Regions from separate parts of the Homo sapiens genome. Here region 1 is linked to region 2. A link is an interaction called in ENCODE POLR2A ChIA-PET data of the cell type or tissue named here. Cell type or tissue: endothelial cell of umbilical vein. All regions are shown on one strand. Links, peaks and the distances in the headings refer to the core of each region. The heading gives the core; the rest is flanking DNA.

Region 1 (7,624 bases), core at 1,740-6,739, 460 kb after region 2:
TCACATAAATGGAATCATACAGTGAATAGCGTTTGTGCCTGGCTTAGCGTAATGCTTTTATGATACATCCATGTTGTTTCATGTATCGGTAGTTATTTAATCTTTACTGCTGAGTAGTTTCCAGGGTCTGTTTGTACTGATGCAGGGCAGGCGAGCCCAAAAATTGGGTCATAGCCTGGGAGGATTCTTGGCCTCACCCAGGAAAGAATTCAAGGGTGAGCTGGTGGTGTTAAATAGCAACTTTTCTTGAACTGGCAGTGTACAGCAGCAGCAAAGGGACTGCTTGTCGTAGAGCAGGGCCACCCCATAGGCAGTGTGCCCAGAGTAGCAGCTCAGAGGCAGTTCCACAGTCATATTTATATCCACCTTTAATTACTTGCAAATTAAGGGGCAGATTACACAGAAACTTCTCTTTTTTTTCTTCCTCGAGACTGAGTCTAGCTCTGTTGCCCAGGCTGAAGTGCAGTGGCGCTGGCTGGTCCCAGCTACTCAGGAGACTGAGGCAGGAGAATGGCATGAACCCGGGAGGCGGAGCTTGCAGTGAGCGGAGATCCTACCACTGCACTCCAGCCTGGGTGACAGAGCCAGACTCCGTCTCAAAAAAAAAAAAAAAAGAGATTATTCTGAACTTTGGATTGATCTTTTATACATTTCTGAAAATGCAAACAAATAATTAGTTATGTGAAAAAAATTTCCAATTAAGATGTCAGTATTTTATGAAAAACCAGAAGTTATTAGATAAAGGCAGTAAGTGAATCTTTACAACATACTGGATCATGCACAATGTCTTTTTGTCTTAAACTGGAAATAAATCTATATCTGCTAGAAATAATGTAGCCTAAAAAATGCAAATTTGGCCAGGCATGGAGGCTCACACCTGTAATCCCAGCACTTTGTGAGGCCAAGGCAGGTGGATCACCTGAGGTCAGGCGTTCGAGACTAGCCTGGCCAACGCAGTGAAACCCCGTTTCTACTAAAAATACAAAAATTAGCTGGGCGTGGTGGCGTGCTCCTGTAATCCCAGCTACTAGGGAGGCTGAGGCAGGAGAATTGCTTGAACATGGGAGGCAGAGGTTGCAGTGAGCTGAGATCGTACCACTGCACTGCAACCTGGGTTACAGAGCAAGACTCCATCTCAAAAAACAAAAAAAAAGAAAAAAAAGAAAATCTAAAACCAATTAAAACCTTATTTTGAAGAATGACAAATCTAGATCTATTTTTAAAATTTGTGTTTTTGTTTTTGTGGCTTGTTTTGAGACAGGGTCTCACTCTGTCCCCCAGGCTGGGGTGCAGTGGTGTGATCTCAGCTCACTGGAACCTCCGCCTCATAAGCTCCAGTGATCCTCCCATCTCAGCCTCCTAAATAGCTCCTAAATAGCCGTGCTTGGCTAATTTCTTGGTTTGTGTGTGTGTGTGTGTGTGTGTGTGTGTTTGTTTGTTTGTTTTTCTAGAGATGGGGTCTCACCATGTCACCCAGGCTGGTCTGGAACTCTTGGGCTCAAGTGATCTGCCCACCTGGACTTCCCAAAGTGCTGGGTTTATAGGCATGAGCCACCACACCCAGCCCTGAAAAAATGTTTGAAACTCATATATGTTAAGTGTGTGATGTACCTATTATTAACTTAAACACTAAAAGACAAAGACAAACAACACATGATAATGCTTCAGGACTCCAAATCTCAGTGTCAGCTCAGTCCGTGTTGAATAGTCCTTGAATGCCTCTGGGTATTCCTCTTTCCCCAGTGCACAGCTACCTCAGTAAATGACCACTGGTCTTTTTGATAAAGGACTGAAAATCATTACAGAATATACTCAAGATGATGTTTCAGGGTTCTTTATTCTGGGGACCTGGCCACCTCTTCAGTCCACCAGTACCAGGTCTGAAAACTGACTTAGGTTCAACATCAGGGCAAGAGATCCTGATTTCCTTTTGGGTGACCACCCCGATTTTGTCAAATGCAGTTTATTAACCATTATACACCTATTGCTAAGCCCAGGGACTGACACATAGTAAGTACTCAAAAATATTTGTTGAATGAATGAATGACACTTGGAATTTCAGAGACATAAAAGTTTAGGGTGGTATATAAAACCTCAATCAATCAGTGATGATTGAAGTGTTTATTCTTTCATTAAGTATCCTACTTGACCTACAGGGAAAACATAGAGACCTACAGGGAAACATCAAAAACATAGCCTCTGGAATCAATCAGTGTGACTTGATACCAGGTCTCCTCTTATCATTTCTAAGTCTCAGTTTCCTCATGTGTAAAATGGGTATAATAATAACTTACAAGGCTGCTGTGTGGATCAAATGAGATAATGCACATAAAGATCTCAGCATGGTGCCTGATACATAGCAAGTGTTATAAGGTTAAAATTTTATTTATTCATTTTGTTATTTTATTATTATTAGTTTTTGAGACAGTGTTCCTCTGTCACCCAGGCTGAAGTGCAGTGGCGTGATCTCAGCTCACTGCAACCTCTGCCTCCCAGGTTCAAGTGATTCTCCTGCCTCAGCCTCCTGAGTAGCTGGGATCACAGGCCTGCACCCCTACGCCCAGCTCATTTTTTTTTTTTTTTTTTGTTTAGACAGAGTTTCGCTCTTTGTTGCCCAGGCTGGAGTGCAGTGGTGCGATCTCTGCTCACTGCAACCTCTGTCTCCCGGGTTCAGGCAATTCTCCTCTCTCAGCCTCCCAAGTAGCTGGGATTACAGGCTCCCCACCACCACGCCCAGCTCATTTTTGTATTTTTAGTAGAGGCGGGGTTTCGCCATGCTGGCCAGGCTGGTCTCGAACTCCTGACCTCAGGTGATCCGCCCGCCTTGGCCTCCCAAAGTGCTAGGATTACAGGTAGGAGCCATCACGTCCAGCCAATTTTTTTTGTATTTTTAGTAGAGACAGGTTTTGCCATGTTGGCCCAGCTGGTCTCGAACTCCTGGCCTCAAGTGATCCACCTGCCTCAGCTTCCCAAAATACTGGGATTATAGGTGTGAGCCACCATGCTCAGCATAAGGTTAAAAATTTAAATACCGCAACTCCCATAGGCCACAACTGTTACTCCTTTGTCTCTGTTTATAATTGATCTAAACATTCTCAGTAAACTCCATTTGGTTTGAGGGAGGAGGAAGGCAGAGAAGTAGGATGCCGCAGGAGTTAAACTTGTCAAATAAAGGTCCGTTAGTCTCTGCAAGATGGTTAAGATTATCTCTTGCTGAGTAAATATTAAATAATCTAATATTTAACTCCACATCAGAGCCATTTCATCCTTCTTTCTCTTACTTTTCAAGGTGTCAGGGTTCCATGGGCAAGCCATGTGCACTCTTGGCACATTTACCCATAAATGAGTCTCTCCATAGGCTTTGGAATCCTTGTAGGCTTCAAGGTTTTTGCTCAACTTAGTATTGATACCCTGGTTATGCTCAGCCACTGGGACACTGGGGACATTTGCTGCTAGAGTGTGCAGTATGACTATTGGTCTGTCCTCTTGGTTGGCGTATATTAGTCTGTTCTCGCACTGCTAGTAAAGACATACCTGAGACTGGGTAATTTATAAAGAAAAGAGGTTTAGTTGACTCAGTTCCGCATGGCTGGGAGGCCTCACTATCATGGCGGTAGACGAGTGAGGAGCAAAGGCATGTCTTTCACAGTGGCAGGCAAGAGAGCTTGTGCAGGGAAACTGCCCTTTATAAAACCATCAGATCTTGAGAGACTTATTCACTACCACAGGAATAGTATGGGTGAAAATGCCCTATGATTCAATTATCTCCACCTGTCCCTGCCCTTGACACCTGGGGATTATTACAATTCAAGGTGAGATTTGGGTGAGGACACAGCCAAACCATATCAGTTGTGGTAGGGCCCATTGATCTACAAATGTGACTTGACCTCACTTTTGCATCCCTTCAAGGCTCAGCCACTGCCTCCCTCAGACATGTGGTAGAGGTTATCAGGTCCCTGTCTACCCACTTCCTCATGGTGACCCAATGGCAGGTCACACTCAATTACCTTTCACTTCCCCAAAAAGGATGCTGAAAAGGGGTCTTTTGACTCTCTTCCAAGTCATCAAGGGAGGTCTGCACTGTTGAATTAGGCTAATTAGGCTACCATTACATCACCGTAAGCCTAGGTGCACTCTGCAGTGGTGTTCTCTCCATTTCAAAACAAGAAGTCAGGTTAAATCTGTCTTTACATATATTTTCTCTCTTCAACATAAACTGGGTTTTCACTTTTCTAATCAGCTACTGATGCAGGATTTTTTATTCCTTACCACCACTAGGTCTGGGTTCTCATCTCACAACCAGGAAGAATTAGGCATGCAGACACTTGAAGAGTGAGTGGAGCAGAATTTATTAAGTGAAAGGAAAGCTCTCAGCAAAAAGAGGGGACCTGAAAGCAGTTTACTGGTTGCCCCCTTCACAGTTGAATACCAGGGCTTAAGGCATGAATTTCTGGTGGCTCCACCCTGTCCTTCCAGTGCTGATGCAGGCCCTTGGACTGAGCAGCTCCATATTGATTTATTTCCCTTACTGTGTATGTGTTAAGGAATGGAATTTTCCACTGCAGGCATGTTTAGGCAAGCTCCCCGTGCAAGTTCCCTTATCTGCACAAAACATCTGGTGTAAGCACTTGTAGGGTGGGTGGGAGGTTCTCCGGGGACCCTTCCCTTACTGTCTGCCTAAAGCAAGCTGGCTAACACTTATCACTACAACCCCTTGAGTTTCAACAGGGAGAAGGAGCTATGTGTAAAGCAAGGGTCTTGGTGTCTAATCTCTTCCTGCACATCTTCTACACCCTGCACCACTAGACCAGAGGAAGGCTTCCCTCTGGGTAGACGTCCCTTTTAGAATTTTTGTTTTTCTTCCTTGACCTAAAGCTAGTTCTTCTCTTTCTTTTCCCTGAGGCAATAAACATCTCCTAGTCCCAAAGTGAGGAATGTTTGCAAGAACGGGAAAAAGTTTATAGAGAAAAAACTATTTGGGGAGGTACAACATTTATATCACCCTTTAACTATCAAATTTGAGTGTCTTCTGCTCCTCTTCTCTTTTTAGATTAATTATACAAAATCAAGAGTACATGTTTTTACATAGCTAAGATATATGATATGGTCTGGCTGTGTCCCCACTCAAATCTCATTTTGAACTAGAGTTCCCATAATCCCCACGTGTCATGGGAGAGACCTAGTAGAAGGTAATTGAATCATGGAGGCAGTTACCCCCATGCTGTTCTCGTGATAGTGAGTGAGTTTCCCCAGATCTGATGGTTTTAAAGAGCGTCCCCCCTACACCACCTTCACTCTGCACTTCCTGCTGCCACCATGTGAAGAAGGACATGTTTACTTCCCCTTCTGCCATGATTATAAGTTTCCTGAGGCCTCCCAAGCCCTGTGGAACTGTGATCCAGTTAAACCTCTTTCCTTTATAAATTACACAGGCTCAGATATGTCCTTACAGCAGCATGAGAACAGGCTAACACATAATATTTAAATTTTGATATTGAAACATTGGAGCTCAATACATATTAATGATGACATAATAACGACAGAATTGAGCAAAAGCACTGAAAACTGCACTTGATAGGAATTGGAATGCATTCTGCCACAAAGACCTGTTTATAAAAAATAAACATAAAAAAGTAATCAGAATACTTAATGCTTCAGATTTTGGTCTGCTGATGAGTAATTTGAGCCAATCTTAAATAAGACTTTTCTTATTTTAATTCTTTTTTTTTTTTCAAAGATGATGTCTTGCTCTGTCACCCAGGCTAGAGTGTAGTAGCGTGATCTCAGCTCACTGCAACCTCCACCTCCCGGGCTCAAGTGATTCTCCTGCCACAGCCTCCTGAAAGCTGGGACTACAGGTGCACAACACCACGCATGGCTAATTTGTGTATTTTTAGTAGAGATGGGGTTTCACCCTGTTGGCCAGGCTGGTCTCGAACTCCTGACCTCAAGTGATACTGCCTCTTCAGTCTCCCAAAGTGCTGGGATTACAGGTGTGAGCCACTGCCCCCGGCCTCTTATTTTAATTCTTTAACCAAAGAAATGTGAGGACAAAGGTCCTGGATGAGACCATAAAACCTGGATTATGATCATTATGAAGGAGACTGCCACTAAATAATATGTGAGTATGCACACATTACCTCTCTGGTTTTACAGTTTCCTCTTGCACAAATCCAAGGCATTAGACTAGATGACCTCTAAGGAACCTTTCTGTAGATCTATAATTTTTTCTGAAATGCTCAGATGGCTCATTGTCCATAAATGTGTCAGCAAGCTGAGTTATTCATTGAGTCACATGTTAACCTCTCACTGGAACTGCAATGCATTACAGTGCTATTATGTAACTCTCCAGCCCCTTAGGATTTGGGGTCATTATAATTAGCCAGAATGGAAAGAACTCCTGAATGATATATCCGGTCTAAGCACAGGCACATGAATTACATGGCTGAGATGGGTAAACCTGAAAATTTTCTGAGAAGTAAACACATTTTTGTTACTATTAATTCCTTCCTCCTCCTCCTGCTCTTGCTTCATCACTTACTTCTGCTATGTCTTCATATTCTCTCTCAGAAAGCATTCTGTTCTAACCCCCAAATGTATCTCTCCATTTTGTCTTCTTGTGCTTCTCCACCTATCTTCTTGGAATAGAAGTCTGAACCTACTGCTTTACTTTTCAGTTCCATGCAATCCAGCTTCTATCTGTACCACTCTCCTGAAATTCCTACAAAGATTGCCAGTGACTGCTTATCTGCCCAAACCGACCTCTTCTTTTCCCCTTTGTGCTGATTCCACTGCAGCATTTGCTCTTTGGTAATCTCATATATACCAACCCCTTTCCACTGATGTTTCCCAAGTCAATTTCCAACTATCTAGCAGTTGTCTTCACCTAGGTGTCCTACAGACATCTCAAACTGTTGGATGTCTAAAACCAAATTCATAATCCTCCAGACTTCTTCTATTCCCTGGCTCAATTAATGATTAATATTCACTGATCCTTTTTTTTTTTTTTTTTGAGACAGTCTCACTCTGTCACCTAGGCTGGAGTGCAGTGTCACCATCTTGGCCCACTGCAACCTCCACCTCCCAAATTCAAGCAATTCTCATGTCTCAGCCTCCCAAGTATCTGGGATTACAGATGTGCACCACCATGCTGGCCTACATGTTGTATTATTTTTAGTAGAGATGGGGTTTCACAACGTTAGCCAGGCTGGTCTGGAACTCTTGGCCTCAAGTGATCTGCCCGCCTCAGACTCCCAGAGTGTTGGGCATACAGGCACTAGACACCATGCCCAGTTCATTGAGCCTTTCAAACTAGAACCAACTTCTCCTCTTCTTCAACTCTTCTATCTCTTACTCTGCTCATCCAATTGGCCAGCAAATCCTTTTTCTCCATCCACAATCTACTGCCTTAAATTAGGTTTTTAGCATTTCTTAAAACGACCCTCCTGATGTTAATCGCTAATGCTATCTCTAGTCCAATCTATCTAAGGGTTGCCGGAGTTATCACCACAAAAAATAAACTTGGTGATGACACCACCCTACTCATGAGCTCTCCTTGTTGCTCTCAGGGCAAAATCCAATCTCCTTAGCATGTTACACAAGGTCCTTTATAATGTCATCACCA
Region 2 (7,624 bases), core at 1,658-6,657:
AAGAAGAGCTAACTATCCTAAATATACATGCACCCAATACAGGAGCACCCAGATTCATAAAGCAAGTCCTGAGTGACCTACAAAGAGACTTAGACTCCCACACATTAATAATGGGAGACTTTAACACCCCACTGTCAACATTAGACAGATCAACGAGACAGAAAGTCAACAAGCATACCCAGGAATTGAATTCAGCTCTGCACCAAGCGGACCTAATAGACATCTACAGAACTCTCCACCCCAAATCAACAGAATATTCATTTTTTTCAGCACCACACCACACCTATTCCAAAATTGACCACACAGTTGGAAGTAAAGCTCTCCTCAGCAAATGTAAAAGAACACAAATTATAACAAACTATCTCTCAGACCACAGTGCAATCAAATTAGAACTCAGGATTAAGAAACTCACTCAAAACTGCTCAACTACATGGAAACTGAACAACCTGCTCCTGAATGACTACTGGGTACATAACGAAGGCAGAAATAAAGATGTTCTTTGAAACCAACGAGAACAAAGACACAACATACCAGAATCTCTGGGATGCATTCAAAGCAGTGTGTAGAGGGAAATTTATAGCACTAAATGCCCACAAGAGAAAGCAGGAAAGATCCAAAATTGACACCCTAACATCACAATTAAAAGAACTAGAAAAGCAAGAGCAAACACATTCAAAAGCTAGAAGGCAAGAAATAACTAAAATCAGAGCAGAACTGAAGGAAATAGAGACACAAAAAACCCTTCAAAAAATTCATGAATCCAGGAGTTGGTTTTTTGAAAGGATCAACAAAATTGATAGACCGCTAGCAAGACTAATAAAGAAAAAAAGAGAGAAGAATCAAATAGACGCAATAAAAAATGATAAAGGGGATATCACCACCGATCCCACAGAAATACAAACTACCATCAGAGAATACTACAAACACCTCTATGCAAATAAACTAGAAAATCTAGAAGAAATGGATACATTCCTCGACACATACACTCTCCCAAGACTAAACCAGGAAGAAGTTGAATCTCTGAACAGACCAATAACAGGAGCTGAAATTGTGGCAATAATCAATAGCTTACCAACCAAAAAGAGTCCAGGACCAGATGGATTGACAGCCGAATTCTACCAGAGGTACAAGGAGGAACTGGTACCATTCCTTCTGAAACTATTCCAATCAATAGAAAAAGAGGGAATCCTCCCTAACTCATTTTATGAGGCCAGCATCATCCTGATACCAAAGCTGGGCAGAGACACAACCAAAAAAAGAGAATTTTAGACCAATATCCTTGATGAACATTGATGAAAAAATCCTCAATAAAATACTGGCAAAACGAATCCAGCAGCACATCAAAAAGCTTATCCACCATGATCAAGTGGGCTTCATCCCTGGGATGCAAGGCTGGTTCAATATACGCAAATCAATAAACGTAATCCAGCATATAAACAGAACCAAAGACAAAAACCACATGATTATCTCAATAGATGCAGAAAAGGCCTTTGACAAAATTCAACAACCCTTCATGCTAAAAACTCTCAATAAATTAGGTATTGATGGGATGTATCTCAAAATAATAAGAGCTATCTATGACAAACCCACAGCCAATATCATACTGAATGGGCAAAAACTGGAAGCATTCCCTTTGAAAACTGGCACAAGACAGGGATGCCCTCTCTCACCACTCCTATTCAACACAGTGTTGGAAGTTCTGGCCAGGGCAATTAGGCAGGAGAAGGAAATAAAGGGTATCCAGTTAGGAAAAGAGGAAGTCAAATTGTCCCTGTTTGCAGACGACATGATTGTATATCTAGAAAACCCCATTGTCTCAGCCCAAAATCTCCTTAAGCTGATAAGCAACTTCAGCAAAGTCTCAGGATACAAAATCAATGTACAAAAATCACAAGCATTCTTATACACCAATAACAGACAAAGAGAGAGCCAAATCATGAGTGAACTCCCATTCACAATTGCTTCAAAGAGAATAAAATACCTAGGAATCCACCTTACAAGGGACGTGAAGTACCTCTTCAAGGAGAACTACAAACCACTGCTCAATGAAATAAAAGAGGATACAAACCAGTGGAAGAACATTCCATGCTTAGGGATAGGAAGAATCAATATCGTGAAAATGGCCATACTGCCCAAGGTAATTTATAGATTCAATGCCATCCCCATCAAGCTACCAATGACTTTCTTCACAGAATTGGAAAAAACTACTTTAAAGTTCATATGGAACCAAAAAAGAGCCCGCATCGCCAAGTCAATCCTAAGCCAAAAGAACAAAGCTGGAGGCATCACGCTACCTGACTTTAAACTATACTACAAGGCTACAGTAACCAAAACAGCATGGTACTGGTACCAAAACAGAGACATAGATCAATGGAACAGAACAGCGCTCTCAGAAATAATGCTGCATATCTACAACCATCTGATCTTTGACAAACCTGAGAAAAACAAGCAATGGGGAGAGGATTCCCTATTTAATAAATGGTGCTGGGAAAACTGGCTAGCCATATGTAGAAAGCTGAAACTGGATCCCTTCCTTACACCTTATACAAAAATCAATTCAAGATGGATTAAAGACTTAAACGTTAGACCTAAAACCATAAAAATCCTAGAAGAAAACCTAGGCAATACCATTCAGGACATAGGCATGGGCAAGGACTTCATGTCTAAAACACCAAAAGCAATGGCATCAAAAGCCAAAATTGACAAATGGGATCTAATTAAACTAAAGAGCTTCTGCACAGCAAAAGAAACTACCATCAGAGTGAACAGGCAACCCACAAAACGGGAGAAAATTTTCGCAACCTACTCATCTGACAAAGGGCTAATATCCAGAATCTACAATGAACTCAAACAAATTTACAAGAAAAAAAACAAACAACCCCATCAACAAGTGGGCGAAGGACATGAACAGACACTTCTCAAAAGAAGGCATTTATGCAGCCAAAAAACACATGAAAAAATGCTCACCATCACTGGCCATCAGAGAAATGCAAATCAAAACCACAATGAGATACCATCTCACACCAGTTAGAATGGCAATCATTAAAAAGTCAGGAAACAACAGGTGCTGGAGAGGATGTGGAGAAATAGGAACACTTTTACACTGTTGGTGGGACTGTAAACTAGTTCAACCACTGTGGAAGTCAGTGTGGCGATTCCTCAGGGATCTAGAACTAGAAATACCATTTGACCCAGCCATCCCATTACTGGGTATATACCCAAAGCACTATAAATCATGCTGCTATAAAGACACATGCACACGTATGTTTATTGCGGCACTATTCACAATAGCAAAGACTTGGAACCAAACTAAATGTCCAACAATGATAGACTGGATTAAGAAAATGTGGCACATATACACCATGGAATACTATGCAGCCATAAAAAATGATGAGTTCATGTCCTTTGTAGGGACATGGATGAAATTGGAAATCATCATTATCAGTAAACTATCGCCAAGAACAAAAAACCAAACACCGCATATTCTCACTCATAGGTGGGAACTGAACAATGAGAACACATGGACTCAGGAAGGGGAACATCACACTCTGGGGACTGTTGTGAGGTGGGGGAAGGGGGGAGGGATAGCATTGGGAGATATACCTAATGCTAGATGACGAGTTAGTGGGTGTAGTACACCAGCATGTCACATGTATACATATGTAACTAACCTGCACGTTGTGCACATATACCCTAAAACTTAAAGTATAATAAAAAAATAAAAACAAACTAAAACTGTAATAAGTCACACTTATTTAGAGGTGGCTCAAGTTGTTTCTGTTGTTCAACCACATAGCATCTTTTGCCTCACCCTATACTTGATGTGGAAGAAATATTCTTTAGTGCCCCATATATTTGGGGACATATGGGGTGGGAAATCCACCCTATGTGCCAGGCACTTTGGATACATTTTGTTTAATCCTAGTACTCCTGAGAGATTTCTACAATTGGTTCCTATTTTACAGATGAAGAAACTGAGACTCAGAGTAAATAACTTGCCTAAGGGTGATACAGGATGTAGGTGCTACAATCAAGATTCAAAGTCCATGCTTTGAGCTGAGCGTGGTGGCTCACACCTGTAATCCCAGCACTTTGGGAGGCCAAGGCAGGTGGATCACTTGAGGTCAGGAGTTCGAGACCAGCCTGGCCAACATGATGAAACCCTGTCTCTACTAAAAATACAAAAATTAGCCGGGCGTGGTGGCACGGCACCTGTAGTCCCAGCTACTCAGGAGGCTGAGCCAGGAGAATCGCTTGCGCCTGGGAGGCAGAGGTTACAGTGAGCCGAGATCGTGCCAATGCACTCCAGCCTGGGTGACAGTGAGACTCCATCTCAAAAAAAAAAAAAAAAAAAAAAAACAAAAGTCCATGCTTTATAATTTGTAATTACGGGCTTAGAATATGACAGTATGTGGCACAGAAATCAAATGTTCATTCACTTCAGCATCTGTGCTTTGATGTAGTGTGTATCTCAAACGGGAATTCTCACGCTTCTAAGGGCTTTGTAATTTATCAAAAGGAGGCCATCTTAGAAGACTGATTTTAATTAATTCTAAGTGACTTAAGTGCATGTATTGCTTTCATAAAATTTTTAAAAATAAAATACTAAGGCAAAGATCAGAAAGGACAAATATATCTGGCATATTGAAGACGTCTTTGTTTTTAATCAATACATATTTATTGAGTGCCTACTGTGTGCCAGGTGCACCACACTAGATGCAACGGATACTAACAGTAAATAAGATACGGTCCCTGCCCTCAGAGCTTACATTTCAACAGTTTAAAGTGCATCTCAGGTATTTCAGATAACAGAAGTAATTCTACCACTCTCAAATTTTTTTTTTTAATGCAAGACACAACACAATCATAGGCCAGAGTTATAAAATACAATGTTAGAAAGAAACGTTTGGTATCATTCGTCCAGATCCCATTTTACAGAAAAGAAACTACAGGAGTGGCCATTTGCACCTATGTTCTGATTTCAAGTTTGGTGTTTTACCCATTGCCAGGCCTCTCATAAAACAATATTCAGATTTGCCATGTATATATCAATATCCAAACGCTGGTAGTATACCTGTGCAGTTGTCTCCTGCTAGACAAGGACCATATAATTTATAGCTTATTTAAGTGTCCACTTTCTTTATCCCATCCTATTCTTTGTGATAAACCAGAGGGATCAGGCTTAACCAAGTGCTGAACTTTGGGGCAACTTCATGCCCTAGGATTCAAGATGGCCAGCGGCTACATGCCGGGTCTGCCTGCCAGGACCTTACTTCCCATTTTTTGCAGTTTTCCTGGACTGCCGGGAGGCAGCTGTACAAGCTTTATAAGCCTCAGGCTGTAAGTGAACTTGCTTTCTGCATTTTCCAGCCATGTGCCATTGACCAGGAGTGAACTCAAGTATAAATTGCAAAGGGCTACTTGTCAAGATGACAAATATCTATCCTACTGTTTCAACTATGAACATATTCTGAAATGCCATATGCCAGGCGCCATACCAGATACTAGGGACATAAATATGAAAAAGTCTTTGCCCCTCAGGAGTAATATTGGTTGTACTGGAACATTTGTAGCTGAAGGAAAATCTCCAAAAAAGATTTCAAAGAGACTAAAGTAGGAATGGGTGCTGGAGAATGAGCAAGAAGGGTGAGAGTCCCACGGGTGAAGGGAGAAAGCAGCAGAGAATGAATATAAGCCCGGAGAATGAACATAAATGTGAGGGGAAGAGGCCAGAGGCCAACACTGGAAGGACAGTGAGGGCCAAGAAAGGAACTACTAATGTTTCTGAGACCTGCAGGGAACCATGGTATTAAGCTCTCATTACCAGCACCTAATTTTTTAGAGGCTGGTTTTCCAACTTAAGTGAAAGAAATTCACCCTGTTTTTAGCAATTATGACGCACTATATTTACTTCTGTCACATTAGCTGATTCTGTGGTGGACTGGGTAATTTGAAAAGCTCCTTTGAACATGAATTGTTTTTAAACTTACAGTCTAGCAATAAGCCTAATTTTTAAAACAGAATGCTTAATTTCTCCCTGTACAATCAGTAAGATTTTGATTTTTAACAAGTTTACATGTCCAATTACATGTAGATAAAAGGAATGAAAACCAGTAAAGACACCTTTTATAATCTGAAAATAGATTTTTAAACCTTCCTTTAATGTGAAATTTTCTCTTTAATGTGTTATGAATTCTATCAAATATAACCATTTAGGATTATTTATAGTATGTCACTGATCACTTCTACTAGTATAGACAAATAAATTTATAAACATTATTTTGAATGTAACTAATTAGCATAATTTTATTTAAGAGTTAGACTGTGTTGTCAATACTGACATTTTTGGGAATATATAGTATAGTTTATGAGTCAAGCTTCTGAACCAAAAGTTTTACTTTGAGCCCTATTCCTACCTTACAAGCTAGCAGGTGACCTTGGGCAAGCCAACCTATTAGAACCCTGGGTTCACGTCCATACAGTGAAGACATCATAACCTGTCCTACCTACTTCACAAGCTTCCTCTACCGATCAACTAGATCAATATATGTAAGATTTTTTTTGACAACTGTAAAGTACTATAAAATGACACTTACAGATAAGTCAGTGAAGTTAACCATCAAAACAATATTCATGCCTATAACCAAAAGCTTTTAAACAAAACAGCTTAATAAAAAGTGGTCAGGTAAGCAAATAAAGATTATATTACACAAACTATGTTCCTCACCTACTCTCATACTGAGTCTAATCTTTGGAAAGATAATTCATTTTAAGGGGAAAAAAATCTGTTAAGATATTTTTTAGTATTTATACAAACAAGCTGCAACTACTATTCAAAAATAGGTTTTTTTCATCCAATAGGAGTATACTCTTTAATAGAACTGTATTTGAATAAGAATTCCATACAAATAGAATATATACCTTAACACAAGAAAGCAAGAAAAGAATATTTTACATTACATAGAACATTCAGGTGATTCGATCAAATTATCCCTCCAACTAAATACTTATTTTCCCTATTTACTACAAATATTGCAGTCAGTCAGTATATGCCAATAATCATATAGTTTTAACATCTAGTAGTGTGAAGTACACTTGACTGTTTCCAAAGGGAGAGAGGTGATGTAGTCTTCATTTCAGGGGAGAAGAATGGACTGAATTACTGTCTGCTTTTTAATGTTTCAACTAACCTGTAAAGAGAAAATGAACTGTTTTATAAAATTAATTTTCAGGTATAAAGCATGATCATCTATAATAAACTTTGTATTGGAGGTGGATTCCAAAGTACTTAAAATGATGACAGCTAACACAGATGAGGTTATGCACTAGATATCCATAAGGTTCCTCTAAGCTTTGAATTTGTCTATGATTTGAATGAAAAATTCAAAAAAGACCAAATACCTATTTTCCAGGCTACTACTACTTCTGGGCTACATATGGATGACTCAGAGGTGAAACTAGTCTCAATCCTCAAGGAGGTGATTATCTAATGAGTAGATGAACAAATCAAACTTACAAGACAGCAAAACAAGTACTATGTCACTAATCTGTGACAAGGGCATCTAACTTTAAGTGAGTGATTAGGCAGTAGGAATAGAGATACATTAGGAAAAGCTCTTCAGAA

Evidence for each region. ChIA-PET counts read pairs that join two places held together with the same protein. Peaks named below come from ENCODE experiments on the same cell type or tissue, not always from the same donor. Only the 100,000 strongest peaks of a DNase experiment are listed, where the experiment ranks them.
Region 1: POLR2A ChIA-PET joins it to region 2 with 6 read pairs; 2 of 35 experiments call an interaction of 5 or more read pairs at or near these places.

Annotation. Positions count from the first base shown.
Region 1 is chr12:101,850,938-101,858,561 of GRCh38, forward strand. No RefSeq gene overlaps it. Among named protein-coding and RNA genes, the nearest start is that of DRAM1, 23 kb to the right of the region's middle. RefSeq lists an enhancer at 3,846-4,345 and cis regulatory regions at 3,855-4,072, 4,325-5,001. In endothelial cell of umbilical vein, for the core only: no CTCF peak of the experiment used is centred there; DNase peaks (open chromatin) are centred at 4,634 and 6,294.
Region 2 is chr12:101,388,481-101,396,104 of GRCh38, forward strand. It overlaps ARL1 (ARF like GTPase 1), which reads right to left. Exons shown (of 6, transcript NM_001177.6): 6 at 4,636-7,190. The coding sequence ends at 7,160. Among named protein-coding and RNA genes, the nearest start is that of ARL1, 15 kb to the right of the region's middle. In endothelial cell of umbilical vein, for the core only: no CTCF peak of the experiment used is centred there; no DNase peak of the experiment used is centred there.